2 separate regions of the Homo sapiens genome follow, and region 2 is linked to region 1. A link is a contact called in ENCODE Hi-C or POLR2A ChIA-PET data. All regions are on one chromosome and are shown on one strand. The core of a region is the stretch at or near the end of the contact, and the rest is flanking DNA. Distances in the headings are between cores, read along the strand shown.

Region 1 (5,409 bases), core at 5-2,504:
CTTTAATTTCCATGCCAGAGTTATTCACTGGGTTTTTGAAACTAAGTGTTGGAAAATACAGTGAAGTTACTAAAACACAGTGTTTACATAAAGGATGGAAATTTTAAGATGCTTACTTTTTTTTTTTTTTTTTTTTTTGAGGACTCTCCCTCTGTCGCGCATGCTGGAGCGCGATGGAGGGATCTCAGCTCACTGCAACCTCTGCCTCCCGAGTTCAAGCAATTCTCGGGCCTCAGCCTCCCAAGTTGCTGGGATTACAGGCGCTTGGCACCACTCCAGGCTAATTTTTGTATTTTTAGTAGAGAGAGGTTTCACCACGTTGGATAGGCTGGTCTAGAAATTTGACCACGTGATCCGCCCGCCTCGGCGCCCCAAAGTGCTGAAATTACAGGCAGGAGCCACCGCGCCTGGCCGGGAAGGGGTTATTAGCCCTAATGCAGTTCTGTTTTTGTTTTCCCTCCATTGGCTGGGGTCAGACCGCACAATCTAAGCTGATCCCGGTTGGCTTACACTCAAGCTTTTTCCAAATCGGGTAATGCGCGATTTGTGAGAAAAGGAGAAGGGAGAAGAAGGGGTAGGGGTGATTTACAACTTTTCCAACTTATGACCAGGAAGTTGCGTCTTTGAAGAAGAACTACGTTGTACTAACAACCCTTTACCTCAAGTGATCCGCTCGCCTCGACCTCCCAAAATGCTGGGATTACAGGCATGAACCACAGCGACCGGCCCCATAAGTTTTTAATAGGAGAAAAGAGAAACTGTCAACCCCATGGACCAAAGCTCTTCCCATTCATGAACCTGCACCCCGAGTCAGGATTCTCCCCCGAGAACCCTCCCGTGCTCCCTGCACAATCTGGGAGAGACGCAGCGCTGTGGGTGCAGAGCTGCCCAGAGAGGGCTCCAGGCCAGGGCAGGGAAGAGACAGGACGCCGCGGGGCCCGGCTGTCGGCGCTGTTGCCATCTTATGGCTGAAGGGGACTGAGGCCGAACTGGGCAAGGAGAAGTCGGTCGCAGATTGTGGAGCTGACTGCGGGGAGGCCTAAGTCCCGCCACAGCCACTTCCCATCGGTTCCAACCAGTCCCTCCCCTCTCTCGGAATGCTGGAAAGGCACTCTCACCATTTCTAGGCTTCCGGGGGTCCCTCAGCTGTGGATCTCCCAATACCTGCAGGTCACAGGGCCACAGAGGCTGGAGAAGAAGACACGAAGCAGCTAAGACCAGATTTGGAGCACCAGCTGCAGCAAGAGACAAATGGCCGCGCCAAACCCGAAAGCCTTCCTCTTCGCTCCAGCTGCCTGCATGATTGGACGGTTTCCAACCCAGCGTCCCTGATTGGATAATGCTTAAGGCCCCGCCTCCTCAGTCCCTGAGTGACAGAAGATGTGATCACATGCTGGGCTGAGTGAAGAAAGAGTCACAGCCTCAGCTGCAGCCTTTTCAGGCCGGGCTTCCTCCTTGAGCTGAGCCAGGCCCACCGGAGAGCATGGGAAAATTCTTTTTTACTCTTTCTCTTTTTGAATGTATTCAAAAGGTGAACAGAAGTATTTGGCTGTCATATTAATAATACAAAAAATTTTTGTTCAAGAGAAAACTTTTACTTTGGTAATAGTGTATTATCAATACGAAAGCTAATTTTAATAAAACCTTGTAAGTAAATCAAATTTGTCATTTTTGACCTCTCGAGACTTACATATACATCATATATATTTTGTAATCTAATGTAATTTTTTTAACTTTTTATATTTTATTTTTATCTACATTCTTTTTATTTTTTCAATTTGAAACAACTTTTAAGTAATTTCAAACTGTTATAGGAGACAGAAAGGAAATCATTTAGGGCCAGGCGCGGTGGCTCACGCCTGTAATTCCAGCACTTTGGGAAGCCAAAGAGGGCGAATCACTTGAGGTCAGGAGTTCAAGACCACCCTGGCCAACACGGTGAAACCCCATTTCTACTAAAAATACAAAACCTTACCTGGGCGTGCTGGTGCACACCTGTAGTCCCAGCTACACCGAAGGCTGAGGCAGGAGAATCTCTTGAACCTAGGAGGTGGAGGTTGTGTAACCGCCCAAGGAGTTTACCTTGCCCTTTGCCCAGACAAAACCAATTCATCAAGACAGGGGAATTTGTGGAGGAAAAGTTAAATATTTAATTTGAACTCAATTGAACGTGGACACAAACAATGGTCACCAAGTCCTGGAAGAGGTTGTGTGAGCCCCTTGAGGCGTTCATCCAGTGCTATTTTAGAGAAATCTCTATGTCAATCTATTCAATCTATTCCTATACATTCGTTATTGAAAAACAATAGACAAGGCCGGGCGCGGTGGCTCACGCCTGTAATCTCAGCACTTTGGGAGGCTGAGGCGGGCGGGTCACGAGGTCAGGAGATCAAGACCATGCTGGCTAACACGCTGAAACCCCGTCTCTACTAGAAATACAAAAAATTAGCCAGGCCTGGTGGCAGGCGCCTGTAGTCCCAGCTAGTCGGGAAGCTGAGGCAGGAGAATGGTGTGAACCTGGGAGGCGGAACTTGGAGTGAGCCGAGATCGCGCCACTGCACTCCAGCCTGGGCGACAGAGCGAGACTCCGTCTCAAAAAAAAAAAAAAAAAAGAAAGAAAGAAAAAGAAAAACAATAGACAATCACAAAAACAAGTTGACCTTTCTGTGTTCCTTGAGACCAGTCATGAAGGGCCCTGGTGACTAGGCCTCATGCTGAACAACTCGTTACAAAAAGAGCTAGGTTCCCAGACCGCGCAGAAGCGTCATTATACCTCTCCTGGTCTGTGCACCGATGGGTGGCCAACTCTGGAGCCCATCCTGTTGCTTTCCGGTCTGGTGGTGAATCCTCCATAGTCTGGTGTGGAGTCAAAGTTAAATAATAAATTTGTGCTAATTGAACGTGGACACAAACAATGGTCACCAAGTCCGGGAACAGGTTGTGTGAGCCCCTAGAGGCGTTCATCCAGCGCTGTTTCAGAGAAATCTGTATTTCAATCTATTCCTATACATTCGTTCTTGAAAAACAACAGACAATCCCAAAAACAAGTGACCTTTTTGTGTTTCTTCAGCTCAGTCGCGAAGGGTCCTCATGACTAAGCCTCGTGCCAAACAACTCATTACAAAAGAGCTAGGGTCCCAGACTGCGCCAAAGCTTCGTGACAGCTCTCCTCACCTGTGCACAATTGTTAGCTTGCTATTGGACTTTACTGGAAACAAAACACCTCTGCTTTAACCATGATGTCTTTATGAGGCCTAAATTTCCTGTTATGATTTAGGTCACGAGTTCCCTCAAAATCCACAGGAGGCCAAGATGTGTGGATCACGAGGTCAGAAGTTTGAGACCAGGCTGGCCAACATGATGAAACCCCATCTCTACTAAAAATACAAAAACTAGCCAGGTGTGGTGGCATGCATCTATAATCCCAGCTACTCAGGGGGCTGAGGCAGGAGAATCACTGGAATCCCAGGAGGCAGAGGTTGCAATGAGCTGAGGTCTCACCACTGCACTCCAGCCTATGTGACAGACTGAGACTCCATCTCAAAAACAAACAACCGAAAAACATAACCATTTCTGATGAAGAAAGGGGTGGGAGCAGCCAGTTAACTGAACTAGTAGACATCCTCTGAGCTCTTCGAAAGGAAGGAAGAAGGATTTGTCACTTGTATACCAACTCTTGCTCAGTAGCAAATGGTCTTACTACCTGGATGCCCCAATGACAACAAAACAAATGGTTAATTGGGAATAAAGAGGTATGGGGAAAACAATACTGGGAAGATACATGAATTCTGGTACACACTACCATTATCATTGTTTTCCTGTATTAATTAATTTATTTTTTTTGACACGGAGTCTAGCTCTGTCACCAGGCTGGAGTACAGTGGCTCAGTCTCGGGTCACCAGGCTTGAGTGCAGTGGCTGAGTCTCAGCTCACTGCAACCTCTGCCTCCCAGGTTCAAGTGATTCTCCTGCCTCAGCCTCCCGAGTAGCTGGGATTACAGGCATGCACCGCCACGCCCAGCTAATTTTTGTACTTCTCTAGTAGAGGCGGGGTTTCACTGTGTTCACCAGGGTGGTCTCAATCTCCTGACCTCGTGAACAACCCACCTCAGCCTCCCAAATTGGTAGAAGTACAGGCTTGGGCCACCACTCCTGGATCTGTTTTCCATGATGATGCTCATGCATCTCTGCTTTTCTTGACAGACTATTTAATCAGCAGGAAGATCGACAGGCCAAAATTTCCACCATAAATGCAAATTTGAATGTGGATGAATGGATTACAATGTGTTCAAGCCTTGCAATGAGAGGCATTATAGTGTTTGGTGGTATAATTGATGGTGATTACTGGGGAGAGTTAAAGGTTGTTTTATACAATACCACTCCAGATTCTTTTGCTATAAAACCACAAATGTGGGTTGCTCAATTATTAGTGGTACCTTGTCAACAATTAACCCCTGAGGAAATCTCTGTCCCAACAGAGGCTACATACAGAACTCGGGGATTCAGATCCACTGGTTCATGTAGCTTAAATCCTGGAGCCAATATATGGGTACAGCATCCATCAGATCCCACCCCTAAGTCTGGTGACCTTGTAGCTGTGAAAACAGAAAATGAAGGCATAGTACAATTTCCTAAAGATGAAAAACAATATGATGTTCCTATCCTTTTTTGTTATTACAGGGAATAATCTATCTACTAATGGTCAGCACCTGTGTCTTTGTGTCTGAGGCCAAGAATAAATTCATGAACTGGGTAGCCACCGCTGCAATAGAAGCCAATCACAGACAATGTTTTCTATACGTCGAGTTGCCAAAGGCCGCCAGGAATGGGCTACCTTGGAGAATCATCCTGACAACATTTCTGAATGGCTATGTAGTTACCAACGGGGTCACAACAACACTTGTAGTCCAACCTGTACTTCCTTTGACCACACTAAGCAATCTATCTTTGCCCAAGTCAGACAAAAGGTGAACTCCACATTCTCCTTTCATCAAAAGCCTTGGTATCCTGCCCAATATTCCTGGAATGGTATATTTTGGAAACCAGCTGTGCTGGTGCCTGGATTCCCTATAGCCCCCGCTTAGTCTGGAGGCCTTAAAAGGTTCCTCTAATATTACTCTGGGGTTTCTCCAGACAATTGTCAACACATACTCCAAATCAACATTGCCCCCAGTGAACCACAATCTCTTTCCTACTTTAATAATACATGAGTACACTGTGATTACAGTAGCTCCATTGCTGTCCCCTGGGGGAGCCCTCTGGGTATGCAGATCCTATGAGTGGTGATACCTGTCCCCACACTGGACAGGGAGATGAACTTGGGGATAGCCATTAATTCCATTCACCATCCGGGTTAATATTCCTCTCCCAAGTAATTTAGATACTTACAAACATCACTGGTTATGAATG
Region 2 (5,089 bases), core at 1,127-3,626, 1.3 Mb before region 1:
CTGAGGTCGGGAGTTCGAGACCAGCCTGACCAACATAGAGAAACCCTGTCTCTACTAAAAATAAAAAATTAGCCGGGCGTGGTGGCTGGCACATGCCTGTAATCCCAGCTACTCGGAGGCTGAGGCAGGAGAATCGCCTGAACCCGGGAGGCAGAAGTTGCGGTGAGCCGAGACCATGCCACTGTACTCCAGCCTGGGCAACAAGAGCAAAACTCCGTCTCAAAACAAAAAACAAACAAAAAAACCCCCAAAACACCATTTATGCAGGGCGCAGTGGCTCACGCCTGTAATCCCAGCACTTCGGGAGGCCAAGGCGGGCGGATCACCTGAGGTCGGGAGTTCATGACCAGCCTGACCAACATGGAGAAACCCTATCTCTTCTAAAAATACAAAATCAGCTGGGCGTGGTGGTGCATGCCTGTAAACCCAGCTACTTGGGAGGCTGAGGCATGAGAACCTCGTGAACCCGGAGGCGGAGGTTGTGGTGAGCCGAGAATGTGCCTTTGCAACAAGAGTGAAACTCCGTCTCAAAAAAAAAAGAAAAGAAAAAAGCACCATTTAATGCCTTGCCAAAAAATAATTAATTAAAATACGGTATAAAAAAGTACACTACAAAATAAGTGGCCAGGCCCGGTGGCTCACGCCTGTAATTCCAGCACTTTGGCAAGCTGATGCGGGCGGATCACCTGAGGTCAGGAGTTCGAGACCAGCCTGGCCAGCATGGTGAAACCCCCGTCTTTACAAAAACACAAAAATTAGCCAGGTATGATGGCGCGCACCTGTAATCCCAGCTACTAAGGAGGCTGAAGTGGGAGAATTGTTTAAAACCGGGAGGCGGAGGTTGAGGTGAGCCGAGATCGCGCCATTGCACTCCAGCCTGGGAGACAGAGCGAGACTCCATCTCAAAAACAAAACAAAACAAACAAAAAAACACAAATACGTGATAATGTGAATTAGGGAGGAAAAGCTGGCATTTGGGAACCCCAGAAGAAATTGGAAATTTAGTATCTTACTGCAAGCAAGAATGAGGTTGGAGTAATGAGGGATGGGGGTTAGACTTAAGACCCTGATTGGGACCCAGGTGAAAAATGCAGCAGAAAATCAGTTCCCTGTGGAGTGTGAAAATAATTAAGTGGCAGGCAATTAGACTGAGGTTTCTCTAGTCCCTGGGTTCCTACTTCAATTTAAAAAATCTAACTCAGGCGCATTATTTTTAATTACTAAATTCAGAGAAACAAAATTGAGGCTTCACCTACTATAAACTGCCAATTGAGCTCCGATTACATAACCAGGAAATTTTCACCTTTAATGTACAAATTAAAAAACCACGTAACTGTACCTAACCAATTACTAAATTTGGTTTTCTTCATCATGCATTTTACAAAAGACTTTCTTTCAAGCCTCTCCCATAGACCACAAACTAAAAACCACAGCTTGGTGCTCTACAATTCTAGAACCACTTTTTGATTAAATTATTTAATAAGTTAATTTTTTTTTTGAGACAAGAGTCTCGCTCTGTCGCCCAGGCTGGAGTGCAGTGGCACGATCTCGGCTCACTGCAAGCTCTGCCTCCTGGGTTCACGCCATTCTCCTGCCTCAGCCTCCTGAGTAGCTGGGACTACAGGCGCCCGCCACCACGCCCGGCTCATTTTTTGTATTTTTAGTAGAGACGGGGTTTCACCGTGTTAGCCAGGATGGTCTTGATCTCCTGACCTCTGATCCGCCCACCTCGGCCTTCCAAAGTGCTGGGATTACAGGCGTGAGCCACCGCGCCCAGCCTAGAACCACTCTTTGATTAAATTCTTTTAATATTTTTGCAGTGACTCCCATTAACTTTTAATAGGAGATAATAGGAACTGGGAACCCCACGGAACAAACCTCTTCCCATTCATGAACCCGCACCCCAAGTCAGGATTCTCCCCTGACGACCCTCCCACGGTCCCTGCACAATCCGGTAGAGAAGCGGCGCTGCGGGTGCAGAGATTCCCCAGAGAGGGCTCCAGGCAAGGGCACAGTCACTATGCAGGGAAGAGACAGGACGCCCGGGGGCCGGGCTGTCGGCGCAACCGCCATCTTATGGCTGAAGGCGACTGAGGCCGAGCTGGGCAAGGAGAACTCGGGGCGCAGATTGTAGAGCTGACTGCGGGGAGGCCTGAGTCTCGCCACAGCCACTTCCCACCGGTTCCAACCAGCCCTTCCCCTCTCTCGGGATGTTGGACCCCGCACTCTCACCATTTCTAGGCTTCCAGGGTGTCCCGGCGTCTTAGCTGTGGATTCCCAATACCTGCAGGTCACAGGACCAGAGGCTGGGCCTCTAGGAGCAGAGGACACAGAGCAGTGAAGACGAGACCCGGAGTTCCAGCGGCAGCCAAAGACAAAGAAGCGGACAAATCCCGCCACATCCCGGAAGCCGTCCTCTCCGCTCAAGCTGCGTGCCTGATTGGACAGTTCCCAGCCCAGCGTCGCTGATTGGATAACGTTTAAAACCCCACCCTCTCAGGCCCTGACTGACAGAAGATGTAATTAGATGCTGGGCTGAATGAAGAAAGAGTGACCGCCTAGGCTGCAGCCTTTTCAGGCAGGGCTTCCTCCTTGAGCTGAGATAGGCCCACCCCAAAGGGTATTTGCATTCAACCTTGCGTATAAGGTCATATGCATTTGTAAATACTATATCATATGGCTATACATAAATGAAAAGGATATAATAACAAATGTTTTAAAATTTCAGGGTTTTTTTACTTTCCTGGCTTACGGTCCTTTGAGCAGGCAGCCTGAGATTTTAAAAAGGAGGTAATCCTCTGAAATAAAATGTGAGCCACGTGAATTTTGAATTTTCTGGTAGCCAAACTAGAAAATTAAAAAGAAACAAGGGGCCAGGCATGGTGGCTCACGCCTGTAATCCTAGGACTTTAGGAGTACAAGGCGGGCAGATCAAGAGGTCAGGAGTTTGAGACCAGCCTGGCTAACATGGTGAAACCACGTCTCTACTAAAAATACAAAAATTAGCCGGGCGTGGTGGTGGACATCTGTAATCCCAGCTACGCAGGAGGCTGAGGCAGGAGAATTGCTTGAACCCGGGAGGCGGAGGAGGTTGCAGTGAGCAGAGATCGCGCCACTGCACTCCAGCCTGGGCGGACAGAGCGAGACTCCGTTTTGGGGGGTGAAAAATATAAAGAAACAAGAGGCCACGCGCAGTGGCTCACGCCTGTAATCCCAGCACTTTGGGAGGCCGAGGCTGGTGGATCACGAGATCAAGTGATTGAGACCCTCCTGGCAATATGGCTAAACCCTGTCTCTACTGAAAAAAATATAAAAATTAGCCAGGCGTGGTGGCGCATGCCTGTAATCCCAGCTACTGGGGAGGCTGAGGCAGGAGAATCGCTTGAACCCGGGAGGCAGAGGTTGCAGTGAGCCGAGATTGCGCCACTGCACTCCAGCCTAGTGACAGACTGCAACAACAGCAACAACAACAACAACAATAACAAGGAACAGGTTGAATTGATTGTAACAATGTAATTAACCTAATATATACAAAATATCATTTTAATGTGTGAGGAATATGTAATTATTAATGAAGTATATAAATATTTGCAACTAAATTTTTGAAAATAACTCTGTGTTTTACCTTTCTAGCATATCGCGGTTCAGACCAAGCACATTCCAGGCACCCAGGAGCCACACATGGCAGCTCTGATGTCAATGGTGTGAAGGGCCAGAGGGGAAGGAAGGGCCTCTCCCTACTAACATCTATCTTCAGTTCTGAGGTTGGAACAGATAGTGGCCATAGAAAGAGCTGAGGGCAGCAGAAATAAAATAACCACAGGTAAACCACTGCTTACCACCTGTTGCCCACCTTTCTTTTAGAGATTAGGCTGTGAACATAGGATGATGGAGCTTAGGAGAAAAAAACTCTGTGTCTTCAGTTCTGCCCACATTCTTGGACTCCAGTGTTTAGATACAGAGAAAATAGATTAAAGGCAAACTTATTTTGCTATTTGGCCTTGACCCTAATTGCGAGGCTGTGGTTATCTGTTTTCTCCTGTGGTGTGGGGACTGTGCGAATATAAACACCAATCACATGCATACATGTCTCCCAGTATTTCTGCATTACCCAACATTCTCTTTCAAGACATCCAACTTTAAATTAGGGGAAGAAATCAGTACCTAGAGGGTGCCCACTGTTAGAAGGCAACAAGTAATCAACCTGTCACTGAATCCTGGCATCCTATCTGCACTGGTGCATGTATTAGTTAGCTATTGCAGCATAACAAATCATCCAAAACTTACTAGTTTATAATTAAGATGATCAGCCATTTAGGCTGGGTGAGTGGGGCCGTTCTTCTGGTATCAGCTGAGCTCTTTCAGACTGGTATCATCAGCTGCTTGTTGACTAGCCAGCTGTACTTCTGGGGGTGATCTTCTGCTTCTGGGGCTCAACAGGGGCACCTTGCTTCTCCTCCTCATGGTATCTTATTTTTAAGCTTGCTAACATGGGCTTTATTCATGGAGATTGCAGCATTCTGAACAAAAAACAGAAGTATTCAAGACCATTTGAGCCTGGGCCCCAAACTAGCCCACTGTCATGTTCACAAGTTTCTACTGCCCTGAGCAAATAAGGCCAGCCAGATCTAGGGTTTAGAAGACAGATTCTGGATCTTGATGGAAACAGCTGTAAAAGCACCTGACAATGGGCATAGATACAAGAGGGCAGAAAAATTGCTGCCATTTTGCAATCAGTATCAGTCTACCTTTTTTGCATATGTGGTATATAGAGCTTCTCCACATCAACAAACATGTCCAAAGACCCACGAGTACTAAGTGACTGGAATAAGACTCAGGATCAACTTTATCTGACGCCAAAGCCCATGCACCTCCATAGATCATACTACTAAAGTAGCTGCCCTGCCCTAGACCCTTGAAATCCTGGAGAGTGACACTTCTACAGAATAAGTCAGATTCCTTTTAGGTTTGTGTTCATATACTACTGTTTATCACTGGAAATAATCCTCTTAAGAAATTGCAGAAGAGGCCACGTGCAGTGGCTCATGCCTGTAATCCTTGCACTTTGGGAGGCCAAGGTGGGTGGATC

What was found. A loop is a pair of places that touch in the nucleus more often than their neighbours do. ChIA-PET counts read pairs that join two places held with the same protein, here RNA polymerase II (POLR2A). Pooled maps may share reads with other maps.
Region 2: a loop to region 1 is called in a pooled map, with 4 times the contacts of the local background. The contact joins the promoter of ZNF738 here to the promoter of ZNF90 in region 1. A Hi-C loop is called at or near these places in 1 of 50 pooled maps. POLR2A ChIA-PET finds 5 or more read pairs at or near these places in 2 of 52 experiments (WTC11 and activated naive CD4-positive, alpha-beta T cell).

The regions. Positions count from the first base shown.
Region 1 is chr19:20,073,845-20,079,253 of GRCh38, reverse strand. It overlaps ZNF90 (zinc finger protein 90), which reads right to left and starts at 1,254. Exons shown (of 4, transcript NM_007138.2): 1 at 1,119-1,254. The coding sequence starts at 1,121. RefSeq lists an enhancer at 832-1,311.
Region 2 is chr19:21,356,287-21,361,375 of GRCh38, reverse strand. ZNF738 (zinc finger protein 738) reads right to left here and starts at 2,376. Exons shown (of 5, transcript NM_001355237.2): 1 at 2,233-2,376. The coding sequence starts at 2,235. RefSeq lists enhancers at 2,015-2,314, 3,106-3,663.